Regions from separate parts of the Homo sapiens genome. Here all the other regions are linked to region 1. A link is an interaction called in ENCODE POLR2A ChIA-PET data of the cell type or tissue named here. Cell type or tissue: Panc1. All regions are shown on one strand. Links, peaks and the distances in the headings refer to the core of each region. The heading gives the core; the rest is flanking DNA.

The links. ChIA-PET counts read pairs that join two places held together with the same protein. Peaks named below come from ENCODE experiments on the same cell type or tissue, not always from the same donor. Only the 100,000 strongest peaks of a DNase experiment are listed, where the experiment ranks them.
Region 2: POLR2A ChIA-PET joins it to region 1 with 6 read pairs; 5 of 35 experiments call an interaction of 5 or more read pairs at or near these places.
Region 3: POLR2A ChIA-PET joins it to region 1 with 9 read pairs; 2 of 35 experiments call an interaction of 5 or more read pairs at or near these places.

The regions. Positions count from the first base shown.
Region 1 is chr2:232,619,143-232,627,142 of GRCh38, reverse strand. It overlaps a transcript of EFHD1 not described here. Among named protein-coding and RNA genes, the nearest start is that of EFHD1, 10 kb to the left of the region's middle. In Panc1, for the core only: no CTCF peak of the experiment used is centred there; no DNase peak of the experiment used is centred there; H3K27ac peaks cover 1,197 bases.
Region 2 is chr2:232,679,637-232,690,487 of GRCh38, reverse strand. It overlaps EFHD1 (EF-hand domain family member D1), which reads right to left. Exons shown (of 4, transcript NM_025202.4): 4 at 7,712-8,903. The coding sequence ends at 8,769. Among named protein-coding and RNA genes, the nearest start is that of GIGYF2, 12 kb to the left of the region's middle. In Panc1, for the core only: no CTCF peak of the experiment used is centred there; no DNase peak of the experiment used is centred there.
Region 3 is chr2:232,806,565-232,817,415 of GRCh38, reverse strand. It overlaps GIGYF2 (GRB10 interacting GYF protein 2), which reads right to left. Exons shown (of 29, transcript NM_001103146.3): 15 at 10,759-10,851; 16 at 7,605-7,696; 17 at 6,065-6,172; 18 at 4,925-5,025; 19 at 1,679-1,779; 20 at 384-545. Among named protein-coding and RNA genes, the nearest start is that of KCNJ13, 35 kb to the right of the region's middle. In Panc1, for the core only: CTCF peaks have their summits at 7,641 and 7,842 (motif pointing left); no DNase peak of the experiment used is centred there.

The DNA of each region.
Region 1 (8,000 bases), core at 1-8,000:
CCTCCTACCTCAGCCTCCCTAGTAGCTGGGACTACAGGTGTGTGCCACCACAACTGGCTAATTAAAAAAAAAAAAAAATATATATATATATATATATATATATATAGAGAGAGAGAGAGAGAGAGAGACAGGATCTCACTATGTTGCCCAGGCTGGTCTTGAACTTGGGGCTCAAGTGATTCTCCTGCCTTGACCTCCCAAAGTGCTGGGATTACAGGCAAGAGCCATCATGCTCGGCCCAAAATTCTAGTTTTTCTCTGAAGCTCACATTTTATTGTTATTGGAAAGTACTATCAATTGTTTACCTTGAAGTGACAGGCTCACTTTGTTCATTGTTCTAGACAGTGTCTCTGAATACCCAACTGTGAATAGCCATGGATTGTCAGCTGTGCTTCCAGGCAAAATTCATGTTTCCTGAAAGGGGAGCTAGTTCAGCTCACAAACAACAGCACAAATGCTTTTCTCAAGATGACTAACAGACTTTCATCTGCAGCAGAAGGGCTTTATGTTCACTTTCCATCCATTACACCAAATATTAAAAAGGTGTGTACTTAAGGATCAAAATTTATAAATAAATAAATTAATTAATTAATTTTAGGCAAGTTATCATTCTGTCACCCAAGCTGGGGTGCAGTGGCTCAATATTGGCTCACTGCAACCTCCACCTCCCGGGTTCAAGCAATTCTCATGCCTCAGCTTCCAGAGTAGCTGGGATTATAGGCATGCACCACCACGCCCAGCTAATTTTTTTGTATTTTTTATAGAGGTGAGGTTTCACCATGTTGGCCAGGCTGGTCTTGAACTCCTGATCTCAAGTGATCCGCCTGCCTCAGCCTCCCAAAGTGCTGGGATTGCAAGCGTGAGCCAACATGCCCAGCCTCAAAATTTAATAAAATTAAAAACTATTTTCCTGCTTCATCAAGGATATATATATATTTTTTTCTTTTTTTGGACACAAGGTCTTGTTCTGTCACCCAGGCTGGAGTGCGGTGTTGTGATCATGGCTCACTGCAGCCTCAACCTCCCGGGATCAAGCAATCCTCCTACCTTAGCCTCCCAAGTAGCTGGGACTACAGACAGGTACATGCCACCAACCTGGCTAATTTTTGTATTTTTGTAGAGACGTGGTCTTGCCATGTTGCCTAGGTTGATCTGGAACCTTGAGCTCAAGCAATCCTCCCGCCGCAGCCTCCCAAAATGCTGGGATTACAGGTGTGAGTCACCACGTCCAGCCTCAAGGACATTCTTAAATGCAATTAATTTTTTTTTAAATGAGGAGTGTATGATGGTGAAGAGTACAATAACTCCTGGTATAGTTTGATGCCACTGCCTTAATTCAGGCTAAGGTGATGTCAGGTTTACCCACCATTCCTTTCGCATCATGGGTACAAATGTCAACACATTGAAAAAGGCAAATACTGTCTTAGTATTATGAAAATGGTTCTCAGAGGTATGTGGAGCACTTTGAGGAATCATTAATCTACCTTATTTCTTTTACTGGCAGCTGAGTATTCTGTTCTCTGTGTGTAGCATCCGTTAACTAACCTGTCCCTGTTGGTGGACATTCAAGGTCATTTCTATATTTTGTTATCTACACAGTATTGCAAAGAGCAGAGGGTAGACTCCCATCCTAAGCGGCTTTTGGGTTGGAAGTTGAAAAATCTCATATATTCAGGCATGCATATATTGCTTCAATCAACAAATAGGAAGTCAGACCGGGTACGGTGGCTTGCCCTGCACTTTGGGAGGCCAATGTCGGAGGATTGTTTGAGCCTAGGAGTTCAAGACCAGTCCTGGGCAACATAGCGAGATCCCATCTCTGCCAAAAAAAAAAAAAAATGTTTAAATTAGCCAGGCATGGTGGTGCGTTCCTGTAGTCCCAGCTACTCCGGAGGCTGAGGTGGGAGGATTGCTTGAGCCTAAGAGATCAAAGCCGCAGTGAGCTGTGATTGCGCCACTGCACTCCAGCCTGGGCGACAGAGTGAGACTTTGTCTCAAAAAACAAACAAACAAATATGAACCCAGTACCAGCAAAATAATACAAAATCCCTGCCTTTATGGCCCACATTCTAATGGGGGAAACAGATAGTCAACAAAATAAATAAAAATCTAGCTTGGATGATAAGTACTAAGATAAAAATAAGTCAGAAAAGCATCTAAGAAAAGTGTGTCGGGAGTGGTGGGGCAAGTTGTAATTTTAGGTAAAATGACCAGGAGGGGCATCATGGAGTCGGTGACATTTAAATCATGACCAGCAGAAAGTGAGGGGGTCTAACAGTGAATTGAGGGCTAGAACTGAAAAACAGAGGCTGTAAGCGTGGAGCTCCTCCTTTTTTGCCAGCATCTTCTGGCAATTGTGTCCTTTCCTCTAATTCTTTCCCTATAGATGTTTCTAGATAGCCCTCAATGACTTCACCTTTCCTCCAGGGATGTCTCCTCAAGGGCAAGTTTCAAGCCTTTGTTTACATTTGGGAAACCCTTAAAGTGATTCACACAACTTTCCCCGGCTTGGCTGCCAGTGCCCAGTGGATAGCCCCCAGGCACTAGCTAAATGCGGTTCTCCCCATCTCTTTTATTAGCACAGACTGTGTAAATGAATCCCAGCAAGCCAGACACAAGGGTGCCCCCTGGCATAGGCCCTGGAGCCCCTGTGTTGGCACAGCTGCTGGAGAAATTCCTGGCAGAGAATCAGAGAATCAGGCATCAAGAATAGGGGAGCTTTTAAACTTAGACTCCAGGCGCCAAGCCAGACCCACAGGCTCTAACCCCCAGGTGAGGCCTGGTTCCCAAAGCCCCCTGTGGCTCCTGTCATCCATGTCTGTGGTCTGGGGGGCAAGCTGGGGCTGGGGGACTTTAGGGACTTGATAGGGAGCACCCCCAGGGGGCTGATTAGCAAAGACCTGGGTTCCCTGGGTAGGCTCAGCTCCCCACAGGCTCAGAGAATCAAGAGAACAACAAAGGATTCCAAAATAAAGAAAACATCAGTCTTATTCCTCACCCGACAGGAGCAGCAAAAAACCTATGAGTCCTAAACGGCTGCAGGGAGGGAGAGCAGACCCCACCCCCACAGCCCTGGGCATGGCTATAAGAAGATGACCCACCTGGCCCCATCTTGTCCCCACCCATGCCCTTCAGGGGCTGGCACCGCCCTAGGAAGCTCCATCCTCCCAGCTGTCTGCCCCTACATCTGGTCGGTCAACTCTTGGTTCTGGCCCCTGGGGCGATTCTGCTCTCTCTTCCCCTTCTCTGCACAGGCCTGCACACAGCTCTCACCTGGGGGGCCAGGAGGCAATGCTTTCCTCTGAAGGAGCTCAGCCCTCTGCCCACTTGTCCTCCCTTCACTCACGCAGGCAGGAAGGACTGGTCGAAGACAGCGCTGTCCAACAGAAATAGAATGAGCTATTTCTTTTTTTTCTTTCTTTCTTTCTTCTTCTTCTTCTTCTTCTTCTTTTTTTTTTTTTTTTTTTTTGGACAGAGACTCACTCTGTCGCCCAGGCTGGAGTGCAATGGCATAATCTTGGCTCACTTACAACCTCTGCCTCTCGGGTTCAAGCGATTCTCCTGTCTCTGCCTCCTGAGAAGCTGGGATTACAGGCACCTGCCACCACACCTGGCTAATTTTTGTATTTTTAGTAGAGACGCGGTTTCACTGTGTTGGCCAGGCTGGTCTCGAACTCCTGGCTTCAGGTGATCCACCCGCCTCGGCCTCCCAAAGTGCTAGGATTACAGGCATGAGCCACAATACCCGGCCTCAGAATGAGCAATTTCATTTGTAATTTTGAATTGAAAATTTTCTAGGCCGGGTGCCGTGACTCACACCAGTAATCCCAGCACTTTGGGAGACTGAAGTGGGAGGATGGATTGTGTCTAGGAGTTTGAGACAAGCCTAGGCAACATGGTGAGACCCCATCTCTACAAAAAATAAAAAATTAGCCAGGTGTGGTGGCACACACCTGTAGTCCCAACTACTCGGGAGGCCAAAGTAGGAGGATCGTTTGAGCCCAGGAGGTCGAGGCTGTAGTGAGCCCTGATCGTGCCTTTGCACTCCAGCCTGGGCAACAGAGCAAGACCCTATCTCAAAAAAAAGAAAAGAAAAGAAAAGAAAAGAAGAAAAGTTTTCTAGTGGCCATATGCTTTTAAAAGTAAAGGAAGAAAAATAAAACAGGTGAAATTAATTTTAATAACATTTAATGTAATCCAATATATGTCCAACATTATCATCCCTACATGTAATCAATATAAAACTATTAATGAGATATTTTACATTACTTTATCTCATGCCAAGGCTTTGTAATGTAGGGTGTATTTTACACTTGCTGCTCATCTCAATCAGACTGGCCACATTTCAAGCACCTGATAGCCACGTGCAGCTGGTGGCAACCTCGTGGAATAGCTCAGGCCCAGAAGGCAAACCGGAGCAGCTGCTGCCTCTCCTGCAACCCTCACTGGAGAGGACGTCCCACCACCGAGCGGCTCTGATCAGGCTTCATCTCTGGCCTCCATTACTTCTCCTCTGAAATCTGCCCCACTCATTACTCCCTCACCTCTCACCAAGGTGTTCAGATTCACACAAATCCGACCCAGGCTCCAGGGATGCTAGACCTGGGGTCTAAATAAATAAAACCCACTGGTCCCAGTTCCCAGATGTCTTCCCCCCCACCCCCGCCCCCAGCGAAACGGAGCTTTGCTCTCATTGCCCAGGCTGGAGTGCAGTGGTATGATCTCAGCTCACTGCAACCTCCGCCTCCCAGGTTCAAGCAATTCTCCTGCCTCAGCCTCCCAAGTAGCTGGGATTACAGGCGTCCGCCACCATGCCTGGCTAATTTTTTGTATTTTTAATAGGGTCGGGGTTTCACCATGTTGGCCAGGCTGGTCTCGAACTCCTGACCTCAGGTGATCCGCCTGCCTCGGCCTCCCAGAGTGCTGGGATTACAGGCGTAAGCCACCATGCCCGGCCCCAGATGTCTTTTATTGTTCAAGTCTGGGTCCTGGGCAGCAGGAATTCCGTGGTAGTGGGTAGGGCTGTCTACCCTTTGTAGAGAAGGGTCATGTCCAAAGTTCAAAGGTTTGCCTCGTGCTAGGCACCTGCTGACGGGAGCATTTCTTAAGGAAGTTTGGGGAGATGATACTTCATTCAATTCCCCAAATTCTCTGGCAGTTTTTATATACAGCACAGGACAAATTAACCTTTTGAGTTCTGGTAATAATAAACTATCCTGGCTCTTCCCTTCAGACACAACCAGGAGCCCTCTGTCATGGGCACAGAGGGGTGAGAAGAGGAATTGTATAAATCCTGGCTGTGTCACTCAGAGGCTATATGACTTGGAGTAAGTTACTTAACTTCTTTGAACTTCAATTTCCCCATATATGCAATAGAAATAATGCCCACTGGGCCAGGCACAGTGGCTCACGCCTGTAATCCCAGCACTTTGGGAGGCCAAGGCGGGTGGATCACCTGAGGTCAGGAGTTCGAGACCAGCCTGGTCAACATGGTGAAACCCCGTCTCTACTAAAAATACAAAATTAGCCGGGCATGGTGGCGGGTGCCCATAATCCCAGCTACTTGGGAGGCTGAGGCAGGGGAATCACTTGAACCCGGGAGGTGGAGGTTGCAGTGAGCTGAGATTGCGCCACTGCACTCTAGCCTGGGCGACAGAGTGACACTCCATCTCAAAGAGAAAAAAAGAAAGAAAAAACGAAAGAATACCAATCACAAGACTTAGAAGGATGTTATGACAATCGATGGCCTGTAAAGCACTTAGCTGTTCAGTAAATGTCACTCTGCCGCTGTGTCCCTGTTGCTACAGGCTCAGCACAGGTGGCGGCTGAGGTTGGGGATGGGGGAAATTGGTTCCAGCCACCAGAGATTCTCTGTGTACCCCTTTCATATCTGCAGGCACAGACTACGCCAATTTTGGAGGGAGCGCCTTACAGCCTTCACCCACATCCCTGCTATGCAGACAGCCACTCAGCCACTCATGATTCATGATTTCAAAAGCCCACAGCAGTCAGGGTGGTTTGGAAACAGCAGGGAGCCATATTGCTGCATGACAATGACTTCCATTTGACTTTTGGAAAACCTTGGCCTTAGCAACTGCTTCCATTCCAAATTGGCTGTGTGGCTCAGCTCTTCCTCCCCTTCATTCCTTGCCATCCGTGCCCCTCCCTCTTAGAGAACCCCGACACTCCCTCACCCTGTCCCAAATTCCTCCTATATTCCTAAGCAGATGTGTCCACACCTCCCCAGAACGTGGAACCCAGTTCCTCAGCCTTTCTAAGAATGTGGCTGCTGCTTGGGAATTATGGCCTGTGACATCCTTAGACAAAGGCCCACTGGGTCTGGAGATGAGCGGGGATGGTTTGGCTTTTTCGGAATCTGCAGCACAACATTCACCTATTTACAATTTCAGTTAAGAACAGTCTGTTCCAAGAAAATGTATTTCAAGATTTAATTATGTACACTTAGAGAAGGTATCTTCAATAAATGTATCAAAGTATCCAGAATCTTAAAGGAAAGGGAAGCTCTTACAAAACAATAATAAGGCCTGGCTGGGCAACACAGCCAGACCCTGTCTCTACCAAAAAAAAAATCAGACAGGAGTGATGGCACACACCTGTAGTCCCAGCTACTCAGGAGGCTGAGGCAGGAGGATCGCTTAAGCACAGGAGTTCAAGACTGTGATGAGCTATGATTGCACCACTACCCTCCAGCCTGGGAGACAGAGTGAGACTCTGTCTCTTTTTTTTTTTTTTTTGAGATGGAGTCTCGTTTTGTCGCCCAGGCCGGACTGCAGTGGCGCTATCTCTGCTCACTGCAACCTCCACCTCCCGGGTTCACGCCATTCTCCTGCCTCAGCCTCCCGAGTAGCTGGGACTACAGGTGCCTGCCACCGCGCCCGGCTAATTTTTTGTATTTTTAGTAGAGACGGGGTTTCACTGTGTTAGCCAGGATGGTCTTGATCTCCTGACCTCGTGATCCACCCGCCTCAGCCTCCCGAAGTGCTAGGATTACAGGCGTGAGCCACCGCGCCCGGCCGAGACTCTGTCTCTTAAAAAAAAAAAAAATGACATCATTATGCTAATTAGCAAATCAAGCTTAGATTATTGATAAAGCTATGGATCACAGAAAGACTTGTATTAGCCACATCTGGAGTGAGACCCTGCTGATACGATAGTGGCTCATACCCCTGGAGCCTGTGCATTCTTTTGTTTTTTAATATATATTTTTTATTTTAATTGAGTCAGGGATCTCGCCCTGTTGCCCAGGCTGGAGTGCAGTGGCCTGATCATAGGATCATAGCTCAATGCAGCCTTGAACTCCTGGGCTCAAGTGATCCTCCCACCTCAGCCTCCTGAGTCTCTGGCATTACAGTTCCAGGCCACTGCACCAGGCTCCAATTCACCATTTTGATGCGTACAATTCAGTGGCATCCAGAGCTTTCCTAGTGTTGCGCAACCACCACCTCTTTCTAGTTTCAAAATTTTTTCATCATTCCAGAAAAATACCAAGTACTTCCTTAAGAAATCACTCTTGGCTGGGCACAGTGGCTCACACCCGTAATTCCAGCCTTTGGGAGGCTGAGGCAGGTGGATCACCTGAGGTCAGGAGTTTGAGACCAGCCTGGCCAACATGGTGAAACCTCGTCTCTACTAAAAATACAAAAATTAGCCGGGCATGGTGTCAGGCGCCTGTAATCCTAGCTGCTCCAGAGGCTGAGGCAGGAAAGTCACTTGAACCCAGGAGGCAGAGGTTGCAGTGAGCCGAGATCGCGCCATCACACTCCAGCCTAGGGAAAAAGAGCGAGACTTCATCTCAAAAAAAAAAAAAAAGAAAGAAAGAAAGAAATCACCCTTTATTTCCCCCTCCTCCCATCCCCTGGCAACAACCAATCTGCTTTTCTGTCTTTACATTTTGCCCATTCTGGTTAATTCTTATTTGTTTGTTTGTTTGTTTATTTATTTATTTATTTATTTATTTATTTATATTTTGAGATGGAGTT
Region 2 (10,851 bases), core at 2,852-10,851, 60 kb before region 1:
TCACCTTCTTCCATGATTGTAAGTTTCCTGAGGCCTGCCCCAGCCATAATTCCTATATAGCCTGTGGAACCATGAGCCAATTAAACCTCTTTTGTTTATAACTTACCCAACCTCAGGTAGTTCTTTATAGCAATGTGAGAACGGACAAATACACATGGCTTTATTCCTCCCAACTAAAAAACAAAACAAAACAAAACACCTGAGCATTACTATGTGTGCTGTTCTGCTCCTGGCCTGTTTCCAAGAAACAAGATGTCTTGGTGGCATCCATGTTTTTTTAGTGGCTGCCTAGCAGTGCACGCTTACGTGGATGTACCTAATATACTGAACCGATCCCCTGCTGATGGATATGCTGATTGTTTCCAGTATTTTTGCTATTACAAACAACACTGTAATGACTATTCCCTTAAATGCATCCTTGTTCATTTTTTTTCTTACTTATAGGATAAATTTCTGGGCCAAAGCTCATGAGTATCTCCGCAGTGGACACCTGCCATTCTTTATGACAGTTCTGCTGAACTGAAATAGTGAATTACTTTCAGTTGAAATACTGAAATTCTTTCCCATGTTTGTAGAAAATGAGAATCTTGGTGGCTGGCAGAGCTTGCCTCCCCTTACAGAACACAAAAAGCCCAGATACTCCCCTGTCCCACCCCTGACAAGTGGGCATGTGACTAGGCTCAGCCTCAGACTCTGATATGGAGTAAATGACCTGAAGAAGCAGGACACCACGGCATGCTTGTCAGCCAGGACAGCAGCTGGTTCCCATGGTGTGCTTTTGGCTGCTGTCCCAGCCTCCTGGCCTCCTGCCTGCTTCCTTAGCCTGCACCCCCCAGCCCTGCTGGTGCTTCTGGGGACTCCTCCATGTCTTTTCAATCAATTCCTTTTCTGCTTAAATCAGTCTGGCTTAGATTCTATTACTTGCAATTAAGAACTCTGATTCCAAAGTAGCCAGCATCCAAGATGGCTCCTAATGACTTTTGCCAATAGGGCTGACCTATGTGACTAGTAGATAGCAGAGTGTGATTCAGGAAGCTAGGTCTTAAAAGGCTTGCCCTTTACTCTCTCGTATCACTTGCTCTGGGGGAAGCCAGCTGCCATGTTGTGAGGACACTCAAGCAGCCTCATGGAGAGGTTCACACGGCAGGCAACTGAGGCCTCCTGCCAATAGCCAGCATCAATCACAGGAGTAAGTCATGTTGGAAGCAGGTCTCCCAGGCTCAGTCAAGCCTTCAGATGACTGTAGCCCCAGCTGACATTTTGACTGCAGCCTCATGAGAGACCCTGAGCCCAAACCAACTACCCAGCCAATTTGCTTCTAAATTCCTGGCCCCAAACTGTGTGAGATAATAAATATTAATCATCGTTTTAAGCCACTAAGTCCTGGTGTGATTTGTTAACATAAACATAAATAACTAATACAAATACAATTTTTAATTTTAACAGTCTACCAAATTGCCCTTCAAAAAGGCAACAGCTAGCCAAGCATGGTGGCCTGTGCCTATAGTTCCAGCTAGTCGGGAGGCTGAAGTGGGAGGATCGCTTGAGTCCAGGAATTTGAGGCTGCAGTGAGTTATAATCACGTCACTGTACTCCAGCCTGAGTGACAGAGCAAGATTCTGTCTCTACAAAAATAAAAATAAGTAAAAAACCAACAAGGCAACAGCTTTAACTTGATTACCTCTATAAAGAAAAATAGAGGCCAGGTGCAGTGGCTCACACCTGTAATCCCAGCACTTTGGGAGGCCAAGGTGGGCAGATAGCTTGAGCTCAGGAGTTCGAGACCAGGCTGGCCAACATGATAAAACCCCACTTCTACCAAAAATACAAAAAGTAGCTGGACATGGTGGCATGTGCCTGTAATTCCAGCTATTCAGGAGGCTGAAGCATGAGAATCGCTTGAGCCTGGGAGACGAAGGTTGCAGTGAGCTGAGATTGTGCCACTGCACTCCAACCTGGGCGACAGAGCAACACCCTGTCTCAAAAAAAAAAAAAAAAAAAGAAAAGAAAAAGAAAAAATACTACTAATAACAAGATGGCAACAGCAATATACATGCTCAACACCCCATGGCAGAATGCCAAAAGCCACTGGTTTTGGGAAGGAGTGGAGGAAAACAAAAAATTGACCCCTGCTGAGGTCTCATCCTTAATGCCTCGCTAAGTTGTAGAATTTTGCTTTGTCGCCCAGGCTGGAGTGCGGTGGTGTGATCTCAGCTCACTGCAGTCTTGACTTCCCAGGCTCAAGTAACCCTCCTGCCTCGGCCTTCCTTGTAGCTGGGACTACAGGTGCCCATCACCATGCCTGACTAAATTTTTTTGTATTTGTTTGTAGAAATGAGGCTTTGCCGTGTTGGCCAGGCTGGTCTTGAAGTCGTGGGCTCAAGCAGTCCTCCTGCCTTGGCCTCCCAAAGTGTTGGGATTACAGGACCCAGAAGGCATCATTCTTGTATAGTACTGTCAGTCCAAGTGGGCAGTGATGTGCCAGCATCTGGCCTCGTGGACAGGCAGAGTCAGCAAGGAGAAATCTGAGCAGCGACAAAACCACAGCTGTCAGACCACATTCAGTAACTGGCAGCCGCCAGGAGCATGCAAGTGAGCCAGCAGATGGGCAGAAATTCCCCTGGGCTGGTCAGAAAAGGGGTCTCAAAATAACAGAGAACATGGGTCCGTGGGCATCTGCACTTGTGGCCAAGACAGCAGCCAGGACTGAGCACTTCTGGGCTACCCTGGCCTGAGACTCTTGGACCTAACTGTAGAGACTCAGGGCGCAGGAGGAGACAGAGTTACAGTAGTGGAGGGAGGGAGGGGAGAGAGAGGAACCCGTGTGTCCTGAGCACTAAATATATGGCAGGCGTGGAATCTGCCAGGTAGGTCACCATCATGCCCATTTTACAGGTGAGAAAATGGAGGCTCAGTGAGGTTCAGTTACTTGCCTAGTGTTCGAGTCCAAATTTCGTTAGATCACACAGCCTCCAGGGCCTAGGCAAGACTAATTGGTGTGTTGTTTTTCCTATTGCTCAGTCAAAGGAGGGCCCTGGGGAGTGACCTCTCTCTCTTCCAGTGAGAAAGATATTCTCACAAGCTCTGCTGTCTCCACTTTCCTGTCTTTTCTTTTCTTTTCTTTTCTTTTCTTTTTTTTTTTTTTTTTTTTTTTGAGGTGGAATTTCGCTCTTATTGCCCAAGCTGGAGTGCAAGTGGCACAATCTCGGCTCACTGCAATCTCCACCTCCCGGTTTCAAGCAATTCTCCTGCCTCAGCCTCCCAAATAGCTGGGATTACAGGCATGCACCACCATGTCCAGCTAATTTTGTATTTTTAGTAGAGACGAGGTTTCTCCATGTTGGTCAGGCTGGTCTCGAACTCCCGACCTCAGGTGATCCACCCGCCTCGGTCCCCCAAAGTGCTGGGATTACAGGGGTGAGCCATCACACCCAGCCAGTCTCCACTTTCAGAGCTGGCCCCTCAGGCTCTCATGGTGGAGTACTCAGAAGTCTCTGACATCAGTGGTAATGATCCTGCCTTGCCCATCTGTCTGCTTTAACAAACCTGGCATGTCCTTGTGAAACCAACATGCAAGGTTGCCTGCTACATGCCACGCAGCATGCTGGGCCTATAGCAATAGGCAAGGCAAACTTCCTGCCCTGCAAAGAGTACACAGTCCAAACAGCGGGGCTGAGAAGTAAGGAGATGGCTACTGCCTCAAGCTGTCAGGATTACAGTAGAGAGAAACTCAGGGAAATGGGAGCCCTGAGAAGGGACACCTTACCTGGCCTGGAAGCATCAAGGAAGCTTCCTGAAGATAATCTCTGAGCTGAGTCTTCAACAGTGAGAAGTAATCCACCTGTGGAAGGGAGGGAGGGAGTGCCAGGCAGAGGAAACCACATATGCAAAAGCCTGGAGGTGTGGAATTTTCTAGGAACAGTTAGGCATCGCATATACCAGGAGTGTAGAGTTTGGAAGGAGACAGGGCAGGGAGGAGGGACAAAAGATGGAGTTGGAGGGATGAGTTGGGGCCAGCTCCTGCAAGTGGGGAATCAAAAATTGAAGGAGAGATGTTAAGAACTGGTTTGCATTTTCTAAGAATTACTCCAGCTGCAAAGCGGACAATCAGGTATAATGAGGGCAGAGAAACCAATGAGGAGCTCACGGTAGAGACCCAGGAAGGAACCTATGAAGGTCTGAGCTGTGACCATGGCGCTGGAGATGGAGGGTGGGAGGCACAAGGGAGCGGCCTCCCGGGGACTCTGTGGCCAAGAGGGAGGAACGACATCCTCTACCTGGCCTTTGTAGTGACATGGCCCCACGTGTCCTGTTTTGTCTGAAGTCCTTTCGTGTTGGATTTTCTATTGCTTGCAATCAGAAGTTGTTTCTATTGCTTGCAATCAAAAGTTTTATTTATTTATTGTTCATTTTTATTTTTTGAGACAGTGTCACCCAGGCTGGAATGCAGTGGTGTGATCTCGGCTCACTGCAACCTCCGCCTCTTGGGTTCAAGGGATTCTCCTGCCTCAGCCTCTCGAGTCGCTGGGACTACAGGCACACGCCACCACGCTCGGTTAATTTTTTTGTATTTTTAGCAGAGATGAGGTTTTGCCATGTTGGCCAGGCTAGTCTCAAACTCCTGACCTCAAGTGATCCACCTGCATTAGCCTCCCAAGGTGCTGGGATTACAGGCATGAGTCACTGCGCCCAGCCTTATTTATTTATTTTTATTTTCACAATTTGTGACAAGCAATCGAGAGTTTTAGCTCTTATGTGGGCCCACTTGTCCAGAAAGGCAAACGGATGCTTCAAGTAAATGACACTGCTATCTCCATTCTCTTCCTTCTTTTTAAATGAATAGCCTTTTTTTCTCGTCTCCTTCACCATTAGACTTTATTATTTATTTATTTATTTATTTATTTATTTATTTATTTATCTTTTTGAGATGGAGTCTTGCTCTGTCATCCAGGCTGGAGTACAGTGGCACCATCTCACCTCACTGCAACCTCCGCCTTCCAGTTTTCAAGCAATTCTCCTGCTTCAGCCTCCCGGGTAGCTGGGATTACAGGCGTGCACCACCACTCCCAGCTAATTTTTTGTATTTTTAGTAGAAACAGGGTTTCACCATGTTGGCCAGGCTGGTCTCGAACTCCTGACCTCAGGTGATCCACCCACCTAGGCCTCCCAAAGTGCTGGGATTACAGGCATGAGCCGCCACCACGCCCACCCTAGACTTTATTTTTTAGAGAAGTTTTAGGTTTACAGAAAAACTGAGCCAAAAGTACATGTTCCCATGTACCCCTCTCACCCTAACTCCCCATTCCCTATTATTATGTTATATTAATGTGGTATATTTGTTACAATTGATATGCCCATATTGATGCATTATTAAACTCCATAGTTAATATTAGGATGCATTCTTTTTTTTTCCTTTTTGAGACAGGCTCTCAATCAGTCATCCAGGCTGGAGTGCAGTGGCATGATCCTGGCTCACTGCAACCTTCTCCTCCTGGGCTCAATCCATCCTCCCACCTCAGCCTCCTGGGTAGCTGAGAGCACAGGCGCATGCCACCACACTTGGCCTTTTTTTTTTTTTTTTTTGAGACAGGGTCTCATTCTGTCACCCAGGTTGATGTGCAGTGGCACGATCTCAGTTCACTGCAACCTCCACTTCCTGGGCTCAAGCTATCCTCCCACCTCAGCCTCAGCCTCCCAAGTAGCTGGGACCACAGATGCCTGCCACCATGCCCAGCTAATTTTTTTGTATTTTTGATAGAAATGGGGTTTCACTATATTGCCCCAGCTGGTCTCAAATTCTTGAGCTCAAGCAATCCCTCTGCCTCAGCCTCCCAAAGTGCTGGGATTACAGGCATGAGCCACCGCTCCCGGCCAAGCTTGGCGTTTTAAAAGTTTTTTGGTAGACACAGGATCTAACTATATTGCCCAGGCTGGTCTCAAACCCCTGAGCTTGAGTGATCTTCCTGCCTCCACCTCCCAAAGTGCTGGGATTCCAGGCATGAGCCACTGCACTCAGCCTAGGGTGCATTCTTTGTGTTGCACATTCTATAGGTTTTGACAAATGTATAAGACATTCATCCACCAGCATCGATAGCATCATGGAGAATAAGTTTCATTGCCCTAAAAGTCCTCTGTGCTGCGTTTATTCATCCCTCCCTCTCTCCTCGCTGACAACCATTGATCTTTTCAATGTCTTCACACTTTTACCTTTCCTAGGATGTCATACCATAGTTGGTATCAAATAGCATATAGCCTTTTCAGATTAGTTTTTTTTTTTGAGATGGGGTCTCACTGTGTTACTCAGGGTGCACTCAAACTCCGAGGCTCAAGTTATCCTTCCTCCTCAGCCGTGAGCAGCTAGAACTATGAGCAAGCGTCCTGCACCAAGCTTAGGACTGGCTTTTCACTTAGCAGTATGCATGTAAGTTTCCTCCATGTCTTCTCATTACTTGATAGCTCATTTCTTTCTATTGGTAAATACTTCTCATCACTGAATAATATTCCATTGTGCGGACGTATCATAGTTTATGCACTCACCTATTGAGGAACATTTTGATTGTTTCCAAGTCTATGCAATTATGAATAAAGCTGCTATAAAAATTCATGTGCAGGCCGGCCACAGTGGCCTATGCTTGTAATCCCAGCACTTTCGGAGGCTGAGACAAGAGGATCACTTGAGCCTAGGAGGTTGAGGCTGCAGTGAGCCATCTTCGTACCACAGCACTCCAGCCTGGGTGACAGTGCTAGACCTTGTCTCAAAAAAATCAGAAACAAAAGCAAAAGCTTCATGTGCAGGTTTTTGCATGGACATAAGCTCTCATGTAATCTGAAGAAATAGGAAGGAGCAGGATTGCTGGATCGTATGGTAAGAATCTCTCCACTCCTTTTTCATGTCCCTCCCCTCTGGTGGGGAGACTAGAGGATGACACCAGCTAGAAAAATGATGACTGCAAAGCATAGGTCTTGGGTCTGTATGAAACAGAATGATCCTTCCTGAGGAGCAAAGGGTATTCTCTTGGGACAGAGGTCATTGCATGGGTAGCCCAAATATCCTGGATTATACATAGGAGGGAGGGGCATTGGCTCTCATCACAGTTTCAAGGGATCTAGGATGCAAAAGAAATGAAGCTATGGTTTTTCCCTGCAGCTGAAGGCATCCTCACAGAAGGGAAGAGGAGTGCAACTGATAAGCTGAGTACTCTGAATCATATAGAGTGAAAACCAGCCCTCTAGTTCTCATTTCTTTCCTTTTTTTTTTTTTTTTGAGATAGAGTCTTGCTCTGTTGTCTATGCTGGAGTGCAGTGGCAACATCTCTGCTCACTGCAAACTCTGCCTCCCTGGTTCAAGGGATTCTCCCACCTCAGCCTCCTGAGCAGCTGGGATTACAGGCATGCACCACCATGCCTGGCTATATTTTTACTAGAAATGGGGTTTTACCATGTTGACCAGGCTGTTCTTGAACTCCTGACCTCGAGTGATCTGCCCACTTCGGCCTCCCAAAGTGCTGTGACTACAGATGTGAGCTACCGTGCCTGGCCTCTAGTTCCCATTTCTAACTGTACTTCAGGACTCAATGTCAAACAGAAGCCCTGGATGGGACTTGGCTCCTATAGAAAATACTCTACTCTCTCCTTTAATTCAAGAAAATTCCAGGCACATTGATGTGATGGCCACGTTATTTGTACAATGTAAAAAGAAATAGCTGTAAGATAGAAAGGCAGATGATTTCTTTATTGTAAAGACAGCAGTTACAAAAGAGAATAAATATGACATTAGGATATATTTGTTAAAAATACAACAAAAACCCCTAGTATTTGTGAGCAACCCCAAGAACTCACAAGTATGGGGGATAAGAACATCTACAGCTGGATACCCTGAAACAGATGTTAGAAACTGGCTAATGGTGAGTATGGCCATGACTTTGGGGATGTTTGAAAGGCCCTGGATCTGTCACTTGGGAACGTCAGCGGTCTACTGTAATACAATTTGCACAGAGTCAGAGTGAACAGGAACCCTTTTACTCATTGGTATCCTAACTATTCTTTCGTTCTTACAGTGAAGTAGTACAGTATTTAAGAGTGGGGAAAAGGCTGAGCTGGGAAGACATAGACGGAGCAAGGTGAAGAGGGAGGGACTGGGGGAATGCTAAGGGGCCAGGAGAAAGGTGGCAGGAAGGAGCAGACCTCTGTCCTTTCTCTAATGTGTGTTACTATGGTGGCATGCTGTTCCTCCTGTTGAAGAGTGGACGGGCAGTGGTCCACCCAGCCTCCATTAAGACCCACCATTACCCAGGAACAGAAGATGCAAAAGCAACTGGCAGAATCCTACCAAAGATGAGAACAGGGAAGTTGAATGTGAAGCAGAGAGGAGTGCAGAGAATTCTCCGAGAAAATGGGCATTTTCTCTGAGGACCCAAAAAGACAGACATATCTACACAAATTGATATAGCAGACTACTCTTTGATGGGGAATGGTAAAGGGACAAGGACAAAGTGAAGGTTGCTGAGAAGATACAAGTTCTGGCTATAAGAAGGGCAGAGGAGCAGAGGCAGGAGACAGAGGTGGGCAGGCATCTGGCCCACCCCAGGACCCTCCTGGAGGGGCTTGGACACTGGGAGGAATGAAGGCTGGCACGGGAGCTGGCACGGGGTGGTGGATGGAGATGCTGGCTCAGGGAGGGGACCGACAGCAGTGATGAAGATGCCTAGTCATCTCTTCTCGGGGCATCTGTGAGGCACAGCTGTGGGCAGAGGGCAAGGTCAGCAGGACTATGTATTGAAGTTGGCCTTGAGTTTCTGGAAGGCTGCCTGGCGGAGCCGCCTCTCCTCCTCCTCCCGCTTCCGCTCATCTTGCTCAGCTTTCAACTCTGCTTCAAACTTACTGGCCGATGACAAGGCTTGGACCTGCAGAGAAATAGCAGACATAGACCAAACGAGTAAGGGAGGGCAGAGGACCCTGGAGCTGCTGACACCTGAGCCAACAGCCCATTCAGCAGACCTAGAGACAAGGGAATGTGGGCCCACGGAGGGCAGGACCCCAGCAAGCACTCTTTCCGTGTGGCCTTCAGAAGTTGCTTTCTGTTGGCGCAGACACCATCTCTAACACATCACTGTATTTGTTGCTGTGCCCCCATGTGCTTCTTTTGCTGGGGTTGGTCATTCTACTTGACTTTTTTTTTCAGGATACAGTTTAACATCCCAGTTTATTAACCATTTTTACATTATTTTAATTTCACACTAATATTGTTCAATTCTAGGGAAAAAGGCAAACCAAAATGAATCCCCTGATGGGATTTATTTTTTTTATTTTTTATTTATTTATTTATTTATTTTGAGATGGAGTCTCGCTCTGTCGCTCAGGCTGGAGTGCAGTGGTGTGATCTTGGCTCACTGCAATCTCCATCTCCCAGGTTCAAGCAGTTCTTCTGTCTCAGCCTCCCGAGTAGCTGGGACTACAGGTGCACGCCACCATGCCTGGTTAATTTTTGTATTTTTACAAAATTTACAGGCTGGAGGCTGGTCTCGAACTCCTGACTTCAGGTGATCCACCAGTCTTGGCCTCCCAAAGTGCTGGGATTACAGGCGTGAGCCACTGCACCCAGTCCCCTCATGGGATTTTTATTGGAATTGCATCCATCTGTCTATGGCAAAGGGGTACCTTTAAAATACATTTCTCCCTGGGCTGGGCGCGGTGACTCAAGCCTGTAATCCCAGCACTTTGGGAGGCTGAAGCGGGCGGATCACCTGAGGCCAGGAGCTTGAGACCAGCCTGGCCAACATGGTGAAATCCTGTCCCTACTAAAAACACAAAAATTAGCCAGGTATGGTGACGTGTGCCTTTAATTCCAGCTACTCAGGGGCTGAGGCAGGAGAATCGCTTGAGCCTTGGAGGTCGAGGCTGCAGTGAGACTCCATCTCAAAATAATAATAATTTTTAAAAATACAGTTTTCCCTGAATGCCTCAGTTTTCATTCAATTATGCCTTTATGTTGCTCACTAAATCAATTGTTCTATATTTACTTCTAGATATTACATGTTTTTGTTGGTATTGTGAATGGAATTTGGTGCCATCTGAGTATTTTAAATCTAACAACTTGTCTTCAATAATATCAGATAAACCCATCTAAAAATCCTCTATTCTAGAACTGATTCTGTGAGTGTGTGTCTCAATTTATAAAATTTCCAAACACGCTGAGTATGTACTTTTTTTTTTTTAGACAGAGTCTCACTCTGTTGTCCAGGCTGGAGTACAATGGCGCAATCTCAGCTCATTGCCATCTCTGCCTCCAGGGCTCAACCGATCCTCCTGCCTCAGCCTCTCAAGTAGCTGGGATTACAGGCACACGTCATCACACGTCTGGCTAATTTTTGTATTTTTAGTAGAGACAGGGTTTTACCACGTTGCCCGGGCTGGTCTTGAACTCCTAAACTCAAGCAATTCACCTGCCTCAGCCTCCCAAAGTGCTAGAATTACAGGCATAAGCCACCACACCCAGCCTTATGTACGTTATTTAAATAGACTATTAAATTGCTCTCCAAAGTAGCTGCTCCGATTTACACACCCACAATCATGAACTGGAAGCTCTCATTTCCCCACAACCTTGCCAAGGTTATCATTAATGTTTTTACTTTTTGCCAATCAGATAGCCAAAAAATTGGCACCTTCTTTTATTTCCTCTTTTGTAAATTGCCCATTTATATCCTTTGCCCACGTTTCTATTCAGTTATTATATTATCTTTAAATTTGCAGTTCCTTTTTTTTTTTTTTTTTAGAAACGTCTTGCTCCATCCCCCAGGTTGAGGTTGAAGTGCAGTGGCACAATCATAGTTCACTGCAGCCTCGAACTCCCGA
Region 3 (10,851 bases), core at 1,444-9,443, 190 kb before region 1:
ATGGTAAATTTTATGTTATGTATATGTTAGCACAATTTTTTTAAAGCCCATGTAACTTTTAAAATTTGACATTTAATGCTGCACATCAAAGTTACTTTCTCATTGTTTTTAGATGCAAGGACAGAACTTCTGAAATCTAACTGGTTTATAAAACTCTAGGAAATATGCAAAGAATATCAATTCTAGTGGTTTACTAGGACTGAAGAATATCCCTACAGTGGGTGTTGGTGAAAAACAGAGATTCTTTCCAAAGGTGAGTGAGTCTTCTAAGGTTCTAACCCCAATCCTGTGGACTTCAGGAGTATCTGTGAAATGATGAAAGAAAGCAGCCTGAAAGCCCTCATCAAGCACTAATCCTATGGTCAGAGTTCCCAGATACATACCTGTTTCCTTCGGGCAAGTTCTTCTTCCTCTCGCCTTTTCCTTTCTTCTTCCTGCTGTCGCCGAAGAATTTCCTCCTGTTGTCTTCGGAGTTCTTCCTGCCTCTTTCGCTCTTCCTCTTCCCGTTTTGCCCTCATTTCTGCCTCTCTTCTCTCTTGCTCTAGCTGTGATTACACAAGAGTACTCTTAGAAACTTGAAACCAAGCACAGGAACACTCCGAAAGCACTGACCAGTAGTATTCGTTCATTCAATCAGCTGCTTGTACCGTACTGCACTGCAACCAGGTGATCCAACAGATCAATAGATAAACAAAATATGTTATATACATACAATGGAATATTAATACTATTCAACCTTTAAAAGGAAGGAAATTCTGACATACGCTACAACATCAACACCCTGTAAGAGCTCTAAGCTGTGACATATCACAGTAATTAGAAGAATTTTATGACTGTCTCAATTGAATGCACTTTCCTCCCACCTGTACTTGCCTCCACACTCCACGTTACCATTATACCACCCATGAGAGTAACATCAGAATGCTCTTGGATGGTACTTCTTTACTCATCCCTACAAATAACTTTCTGATTGAACATTTAACAGTGTGGCTATAACGTTTTAACAGCAATGTTGTATGAACCTTTCCACATTCTGGGAACTCTAAGGAGACTGTCACGACCTCAGGGGATAAGAATGCATTAAGTATAAAACAGCAACAACACTCTCTTGTACGCCTGAGAACCTAGAAATCATTACAATGACACTAGGTATTGATGTAGACATTCTTTTCTGGCAAGTACTAAAACCAAAATTCAAGATTTAGCTCTTCCAAAAAATGTGAATGGAACACACAATCTAATGTTAATGTCGGGCTTTTTGGCTGCTACGTCTGAGGATACTAAGAAATATAAACAAATACCACTACAAAGATTCAATGGGAGAACTCATGCCACATATCAGGAGTCTCATAAACAATGTAGTGGATATTTTCTCACATTCTTGTTACTTATAACAAATGTTCATACCATGAATAATGTTACCTAAAATATATATGTGTCTATAATCAACAATGTGCCAACTAACCAAACCAAACATAGTAATTTAAATTCTGTTTTGAGTTTTTTTTTTTTGGGAGAAGAGAGCACAGTAAAGATACAATATGAATGTACTTATACCAGCTAAGCAGCAGTAAACTGAAAGTAAAAAGCATAGCTAGCTAGAGAGATGAATAAACAGCAATGTTTATGTCCTGCAGCCAGATGACAATGCACTGTTGCAGAAGAATGAGTTTCAGACCTTTGCAGCTTTGGCCTTCTCTAGCTGCTGAAGCTGTTCCAGGGCAGGGCCTGGTGTCGTGGTGTCCAGAGGAAGATCCCATACACTACCACCTTCCCAAACTGTAAGACAACAAAAGAAACAACGAGGAATGACAGAGCTTACACACATGGTGACATATCCGTAGGAATCATGAAAAAAGCTGCTTCCCTGTGCCTAAATGAGCTCCACCAAACACATCTGTTTTGCCTCTGAGAAGACTGAACTGCCAATGGACTCTAGTTTCTGTGAATATCCTTCAACACATCTAGAATGAAGGGAAGTACCAGGCATTTATCAGGGAATTAACTTCATCCTTACAAAGCCCTATAATGTTTCTATTCATACCCCCATTTTTACAGATGAACAAACTAAGGGTCAGAAGTAGTTTCTAACACTCCCAAGGGCACATGGCAAGCATGTGGTCATGCCAGGATTTAAATCCCAGTGTATTACACTCCAAAGCACATAGATTTCCAGCAACCTTACAGCCTCTCACTGCACACCAACTAGAGAGAAGTAGGTGGTTGCACAACATTGTGAATGCCACTGAAGTATTCACTTTAAAATGGTTAATTTTGTGTTAAATGAATTTCATCTCAATAAAGAGGGAGTGCAAGTAAGCATTACAGCTGGAGCTGTGGAGACCTCTGGAAAGGCCAGGCAGGTCTTACAAGTGAGACCTGGTCCTGCTAACCTGAAGGGCACTGCAAGATCACATTTGGAAGTAAACAAACAGATAATGGTTTCTGAGTTCATTTTCCTATTGCCAGCGAAGTTTTCTAGCACCACTTTTCAGCATTCTCTAATTTCTACATTCCTATCATAGTCTATTTATACACCATCAAATATTGTCTGTATAAAACCAATGGACTATTTTTAAAGGAACTTGACTGCATATAAACCCAAAGAGATAAATTGTTTAATACAGTACTTAAAAGTTTCCAAAACACTACAGAATACAGGTTGTGGATCCATTATCCAAAATGCTTGGGACCAGAAGCATTTCAAATTTTGGATTTTTTCAGATTTTGAAATATTTGCATATACATAATGAGCTATCTCTGGGATAAGATCCAACATAAAATTTATTAATCTTTCATATACACTTTATAGACATAGCCTGAAGGTACTTTTTTTTTGGGGGGGGGGGGTTTGAGGTGGAGTCTCACTCTGTCACCCAGGCTGGAGTGCAGTGGCGTGATCTCGGCTCACTGCAACCTCCGCCTCCAGGGTTCAAGCGATTCTCCTGCCTCAGCCTCCGGAGTAGCTGGGATTACAGGTGCCCGACACCACACCTGGCTAATTTTTTTTTATTTTTAGTAGAGATGGGGTTTCACCATCTTGGCCAGGCTGGTCTCGAACTTCTGACTTCGTGATCCACCCACCTCGGCCTCCCAAAGTGCTGGGATTACAGGCGTGAGCCACCACACCCAGCCAGCCTGAAGGTAGTTTAATGCAACATTTTTAAATAATTTGAGGCATGAAAAAAATGTTTGTGTTAAGTATTTACGTGTAAAATTGTCCAATCATGGGTTGGGCACCATGTCTCATGCCTGTAATCCTAGCAGTTTGGGAGGCAGAGGCAGGCGGATCACTTGAGGCCAGGAGTTTGAAATCAGCCTGGCCAACGTGGTGAAACCGTCTCTACCAAAAATACAAAAATTAGCCAAGCGTGGTGGTGGGTGCCTGTAATCCCAGCTACTCGGGAGGCTGAGGCAGGGGAATCTCTTGAACCCAGGAGGCAGAGGTTGCAGTGACCCGAGATTGTGCCACTACACACCAGCCTCAGCAACACGGCAAGACTCTGTCTCAAAAAAAAAAAAAAAAAAAAAAAATCCACTTGTGAAATCATGTCAATGCTCAAAAAGTTTTAGATTTTGAACCATTTTGGATTGTGGACTTTTGGATTAGGGATGGGTACTCAACCTGTATTCTTAACATCCTAACTATAAACGGCTATCAAGAAAAAATAAGGTACAAACAGCATGGAAAGTCGATGAGGGAAGACAATCATCCTTCTGCAATAATCTGCGGGGTCAGTGTTAACAACAGAACCATGACCTGAATGGCTCAACAGCTCTAGAAAAACTCCACCAAGGCCTATAGTTCTTGAGGATCTTCAACACCAACTATAATCTCTTGAAAGGACTACCCATGGACCAAACTATCCATCTCTGCAAGTATTTAGACCATAAGAAACAGAGGTGCTCGGCTGGGCGCAGTGGCTCACACCTGTAATCCCAGCACTTTGGGAGGCCAAGGTGGGCGGATCACTTGAGGTCACTTTGAGACCAGACTGGCCACAATGGTGAAATCCTGTCTCTACTAAAAATACAAAAATTAGTCAGGTGTGATAGCGTACACCCAGTCAGGTGTGATAGCGTAATTAATCCCAGCTACTTAGGAGGCTGAGGCAGAAGAATCGCTTGAACCTGGGAAGCAGAGGTTGCGATGAGCTGAGAACGCACCACTGCACTCTAGCCCGGGCAACAGTGCAAGAGTCTGTCTCAAAAAAAAAAAAAAAAAAAAGAAAGCAAAGAAACAGCGGTGCTTCACCCATACCAAGACTTAAAATAATCTCAACCCCAAATTTTCTAATTTGATGTAAAAATATAAAAATGAGAAAAGGTGCTCAATTCATAGCAGGTTTTTCTTTTCCCAAAATTTCTGGGTACCTACAGTGTTTGTTAACACCAATTACTTTTTTTTTTTTTCTTTCTTAGAGTTTTGCTCTGTTGCCCAGGCTGAAATGCCTTGGCATGATCATAGCTCACTGCAGCCTGGAACTCCTGGGCTCAAGTAATCCTCCCATCTCAGCCTCCTGAATAGCTAGCACTACAGGCACACACCACCATGCCTAGCTTGTATTAATTCCTAACTCAAAAGAATAGGTCACCATTACTATGTTTTTATGTATGCTTTTTTTCCCGATCTGGCTAAAGAGATCGAAAATAATTTAAATGATTTTTCCACACTGATCAGAACAACATAAAAGAGATGCTGACTCAAAAAAAAATCCACTAAATAAATTCAAACAAATCCTTAAAAGTATATTTTCAGTAACACCTTCAATATTGCTTGGATCTAGTAAAAAATGGACCTTTTGTTAATATCAAATACAAAATGGATTCAGAAACCTAATATATTTTTTAAGAACTGAATTGTAAAATTATTATTAGACTCTGAATCCTCAGAGTGGTACTAAAGGTTAATCTAAGTTTTTACCTGTAGGCTGTGAAGCTGTTGGCTGAAGCTCCCAGATAGAGCCAGTATCTGGCACGGACACAGACCTAGTTACTGAGGGAATGATGTTCTGATCAGATATTCTGCAAAAGGGAAATAAAAAATTAACTTGTTCTTGTCATTTGCAGGAAAAAAAAAAAAAGATGAAGAGGAATTTCTAGATTAGCAGGTTCTCCAGGTTATTTGGCTAGAAAACGCCTTCACTCTTTTACTAAAACTTAACACTACCAAAGCAGTTTGGGGTGGAACAAAGAGAAGGGCACAATGATCACACTTCTGGAATCCTCTATGGTAATACATATTGACTTCTAAATGATGGATATACCCACTGTATATCTATATCTTAAAAGATATGTATATCTTAAAGATACTGTATATCCGTATCTTAAAAAACCCAGATCATCTCAATAGAAGTCACAGAGACAGCATATTATAATGAAAAAAGGTCTGCATTTTAGTTCTGAGTTTCCTGTGTGTTACATTAATCAAGTCCTACAGCCTCTCAGAGTCCCAGTTTGCCCATCCATAAAATGGAGCTCCTACCACCTAAACTGCCTACCTCATGGGATGGGTTAAGGCTCAAAAGAAATATAAACAGTTTTGGCTTAATGAGACAATAAGATTTTTAAGAGCAGTGACTGATACTTGTTCAGGAGAAATATTACTCTGAACGATAATCTGAAACAGCAGAAATTTCTTCTAGACTTCTAGCATAATTTCCTTTTCCTTAGACCTACCTTAATGGCTTCTGAGTTCTAGAAAATTACAACCTTTTGTGGTGTGGCTAATACTTTGAGATACTATGAGTAAAAGTGAAATTAAAATCCTAGGCTACAGTTTTTCTGTCGCAGGTTCCACAAGATGACACTGTTTCTCAAGAGTTCCCATTATTCTTTGGTCTTTTGATTAATCAAAATTTATATCTATGAGTAAAAGACCAAATAAACGCTTATCTCCACCTGAAATATTTTTTTAAAATATACTTTTTTACATACAACATGCAGGTATGTGTTGGGAGTGTTCCAGTGCCAGAAATCACACACTATACCAGAATTTCTCCTTTCTTCTCTTTCTTTCACAACACATGCACCCCATATGACACATAATGGAATGACCACCAACCTCATCTTCAAGGTCTGAAACTGTTGAAGAAGAAGTGCCAACTGCTGCTGCTGCTGGGAAGACAGTGCTGCTTTCTGCTGTTGGGCCAAAACCTGTGCATATTGTTGTCTTCAAAAAGTAAAAAAAAAAGTATAACCTGTCAATCCACACTTAGTTCACATGGCTGAGATGCTGAAAGACAAAGTTCAATTCAAAGCCCCCCAGGAGACATTATTAGAAATAGCTATCAAATATATTTTATAATTCTTCATTATGATAATAGACACATAGAAAATTCTATGCTTCATTCTAGAAAGAACTGAACTCATAGATGGCGTGTTTCCGAGTGAAAGAGGATAGCAAAAAAATTCACAATTCAGTGCAAAGTGGTCTATTCAGAGAAAATATTTTTAAAATCACGAATGTCAAAAATTGGTAAACTCCAAAGATAACCTTTTATCAGAAATCAAATGAAAAATGAAACAGATTCAAATTAGTAGCTTTAACCATATGACGTACCCTTTGTAAAAAATGTAACACTTCTATAAAAATTCATACATTGATCGTCTTCAACTTGGAAAAATTTAGGTAATTTTTCTTCACTAGATCAGGGTTAAACTTTTGTAATGGGCCAGAGAGTAAATAGTTTCATCTATGCAGCTCATATACTCTCTGTTGCAACTACTCAATTCTGCCATCATAAGGCAAAAGCAGCAATATACATCCTACAAACCAACAGGTGTGTCTGTTTCAGTAACACTTTGCTTATAAATATAAAAATAGAGAGCAGGCCAGATTTAGCCCAAAGGTCAGACTTTGCCAACCTCTGCACCACAAGAACAGCAAATCTTATTTCTTCTACAAAAAGGACATAACAAAACCTGACTGACTTTGCCATCATTCCACACCACTCCTAAAATAATTAACTTTAACTTCTTTCCCACCCTCTCGCTTATATACATATATATTTTTTTTCCTCTGTGGCATTCAAAGCTGAGCCACTCAGGAGGCACTTAGAAACTAAAGAGCTTACAAAATTAAAGTTATGTGTCATCTTCTAAACTTCTGGTATTTAAAAGTAAGATAAGCCAGGAGTGGTGGTTCATGCCTGTAATCCCAGCACTTTGGGAGGCGAGGCAGGCAGATCACTTGAGGCTGGGAGTTCGAGGCCAGCCTCGCCAACACAGTAAAACCCCATCTCTACTAAAAATACAAAAATAGGCTGGGCGTGGTGGCACACGCCTGTAGTCCCAGCTACTCAGGAGGCTGAAGCACGAGAATCAATGGAACCAGGAAGGCAGAGGTTGCAGTGAGCCGAGATCATGCCACTGCACTCCAGCCTGGATGACAGAGTGAGGCTCTGTCTCAAAAATAAATAAATAAATAAATAAATGACAACACTAAAATTAGAAGGTATGGTGGCAAGACGCCACTAGCTGGGTGACTGAAGTGCCATATAAGCCGTTAGTCCTCTCTACTGTAAAAGGTGAGACTTGAGAGCAGATTCTATTTAAAGTCCTTTTTCATGCTGCAGTACATCCTACTGCATTACTCTTCTTACTGTATTAAAAACTGCTGGTACTGCAGGTGCTGCATCTGGTATAAGGCTGTGAGTTCTTGCTGCCTGGTCAGTCGTTCCTGGTCCAGCTCTCCCTAGGAATGAAGTGGTGAGGAAATAAATACCATTAAATAAACTGCAAAGAACCTAAAAGCCACTTAGTACAGGTATCTGAAATCAAAATGAATCTAAGACCTTTACCTCCCAGCTCTACCCTTTTACCCAAACACTTGAATAAAAACTCAGACATCTTTAAAAACTAAACAACACCATCTAGTGGAAACAGTGGTGTCAATATTACAAAAGATTCCCTAAGGTGAGAAAGGGTCCTTATTTCAGCTGCCATTCTCCATTCCTGCCCTTAAAGCTGAATGTTCAACTGTACTTCAGAGTTATTACTGTAACTGAAAGACTGTATAATTAGATAATGTAGAAATTAGAGAAACTGGATATAACACAGAAAAATGTAAAAGTATCTAAAGGTCAAAGGAAATGTTACAGAATTTTATAATGGTATATAAGGAATGCAGGGAGCCAGTATGTATCTTAAAGATGTTAAGAATATAAAAAGAGGCCGGGCGTGGTGGCTCACACCTGTAATCCCAGCACTTTGGGAGTCCAAGGCAGGCGGATCATGAGGTCAGGGGATTGAGATCAGCCTGGCCAACATGATGAAACCCCGTCTCCACTAAAAATACAAAAATCAGCTGGGTGTGGTGGCACATGCCTGTAGATCCACCTATTCAGGAGGCTGAGACAGGAGAATCACTTGAACCTGGGAGGCAGAGGTTGCAGTGAGCCTAGACTGCGCCACTGCACTCCAGCCTGGGTGACAGAGCAAGACTCCGTCTCAAAAAAATATATATATATGTATGTATATATGTATATGTATGTATATAAACTTTGATAACTATAACTCTCTCCCCCAAAATAAACTGTTTCTGTTGCTATTAATACATCATGAATTAGAAAAAATAAGTTGTAGTAAAATAAAACCAATTTTTTAGCTTATATGTGAAATAATATGACTGGAATTTAAATTATAAAAAGTTAAAATTAGGAGAAAGAAACATGAAGTATAAGATAACAGAAGTAAAAGTGTAAGTATGACAGACTAAATAGGTAAATCATGAGTTTATATCTTTATTATATATTGATTATAGTTTGAAATAAGATACTTGATACACAATTTCTTAGGGTAGGGATTACCTGAAATTCAGAGACGTTTTTCTTGCTTTTCGATACTGGAGGATAGCTACTACCTTAGGTTCATCTAAAATGTCTACATGAAAAACTAAGTTTCAAGGTATACATTCATCATGAAGTGGGGCTCTCTTCTTATCAACAATATTCAGGTCAAAGACAATGACAGACAGGAAGCAGGGCTTTGCACAGTTTCCCTCCTATGCAGGTATGACTGAGGCTCAGCTCCTCTAACCGGAAACTGGGAAGTGGACTACTCCAAGTATGCCAAGATCCAAGAGATGAGCTTTTAGCTTCTGAGATGTGTAAGATCAAAACTCATCTTAATTTCAGAGAAGGGAAATAAGGCTTAAACTTGATATATAAGTTAAATTTACATGCTGCAATACACAGTATAATTTTTCTTGTGACTTAAAACAACTAGGATGGTGTGAGAAATAATTCCTCTCACCTAGGAATCTTCCATTCTAGACCACTGCTCTCCACAAACTATAGGTCTCAACACATTAGTGGATTGTGAAATCAAATACTGGGTTAAGATCAACATTTAAAAGAAACAAAATGGAAAAAAAGCCACTTTCCTCACCTACACACTCCCTTGACTACAGAGGCTAGGTCTTGCTCATCTTCATCTCCTAAGAACCTACTACGAGGCCTGGCACAGGCCCTCAATATACAATTGATGAATAAGTCAATGGTGACTTTACTGTAGAAATGCAGTGTCCACACTAAAGGTTTATTGGCTGGGTGCAGTGGCTCATGCCTAAAATCCAGCACTTTGAAAGGCCAAGGTGGGAGGACCACCTGAGCCCAGGAGTTTGAGACTGACCTGGGCAACATGGCGAGACTCCATCTCTTTAAAAAGAAAAAAAAAGGTTTATGGTAACTTTTAACTACAGCCCGTCACCAGACAGTCCAACCTGGAGAAGAAAAAATGAGGTACAGGTGAAAGACCTCCAAAAGGAACACTACTGAGAGGGTCCAAGAGCAGCCCAAGAGGAAGAAGGGTTTCCCTGCCAACAGTACCCCAGTGTCAGAGCCCTAGAAAGATCACTACTAGCATTACGGTTCCTTTTATTATTTTTTTTTGAGACAGGGTCTCACTCTGTTGCCCAAGCTGCAGTGCAGCGGTGCAATCACAGCTCACTGCAGCCTCAACTTCCTAGGCTCAAGTGATCATCCCATCTCTGCCACTGATTGCCACCATACCCGGCTAGTTTTTTATCATTATTATTTCATTACTATTTGTAGAGACAGGTCTCACTTCGTTGTCCAGGGTGATTTTAAACTCCTGGGCTCAAGCAATCCTCTAACTCTGGCCTCCCAAATCCCTCCCACACCAGGATTACAGAAGTGAGCCAATGTGCCCGGCCATGGTTCCATTTTTTAATTAAAATACCAGTAACTAATTTTTTTAAGCCCTAAAAATATTGTGAAGCACTGGTAACATTTATTTTAAGGCAAACCTCAAATTTAGAAACTTTATGAATGAGAAGGCAAGAGGCAAATGAAGTGGAAGAGAGGGGAATGTTTATTCTAACTAGAGGAAGCAAAGAAAGTCAAAGAGGTCAACTGTGTTGAAGCCTAGCAGATAAAGGTAAAAGCTCTGAAATGAGCTTAGAAAGGTAAGGTGCCAGGCATTGCAGGACCTCGTAGGTAGGCCAGGATAAGATGTTGGTCTTCATTCTACATCTGCTGGAATGCTACTGAAGGATTCCGTTTCCCTGTTGGGGAGGAGCTGGGGTGTGAAGAGGATGGGCACAGGTTATTCGAGTTTTGAAAAGATCATTATAGCTAAGTATTCAGTCTTCCATTCAGACTTTCCCTTACCATTTCCATTAATTTCAAAGAACTACAATTCCTTCATTAGATGATATATTTGGGTTGTGTTTTCAAAGAGAATCAAGTGTTTCCGTGACTAATATGTATTCCAGGTGAGGTGAAAGGTACTTACCATATGAGGAGGGGGAGCTGGACCTGGAGAAAAGGGAACCCTTCCCCACATTTTCATGATATCGCCAAGAGGTTGGAAGCTTTCATCACACGC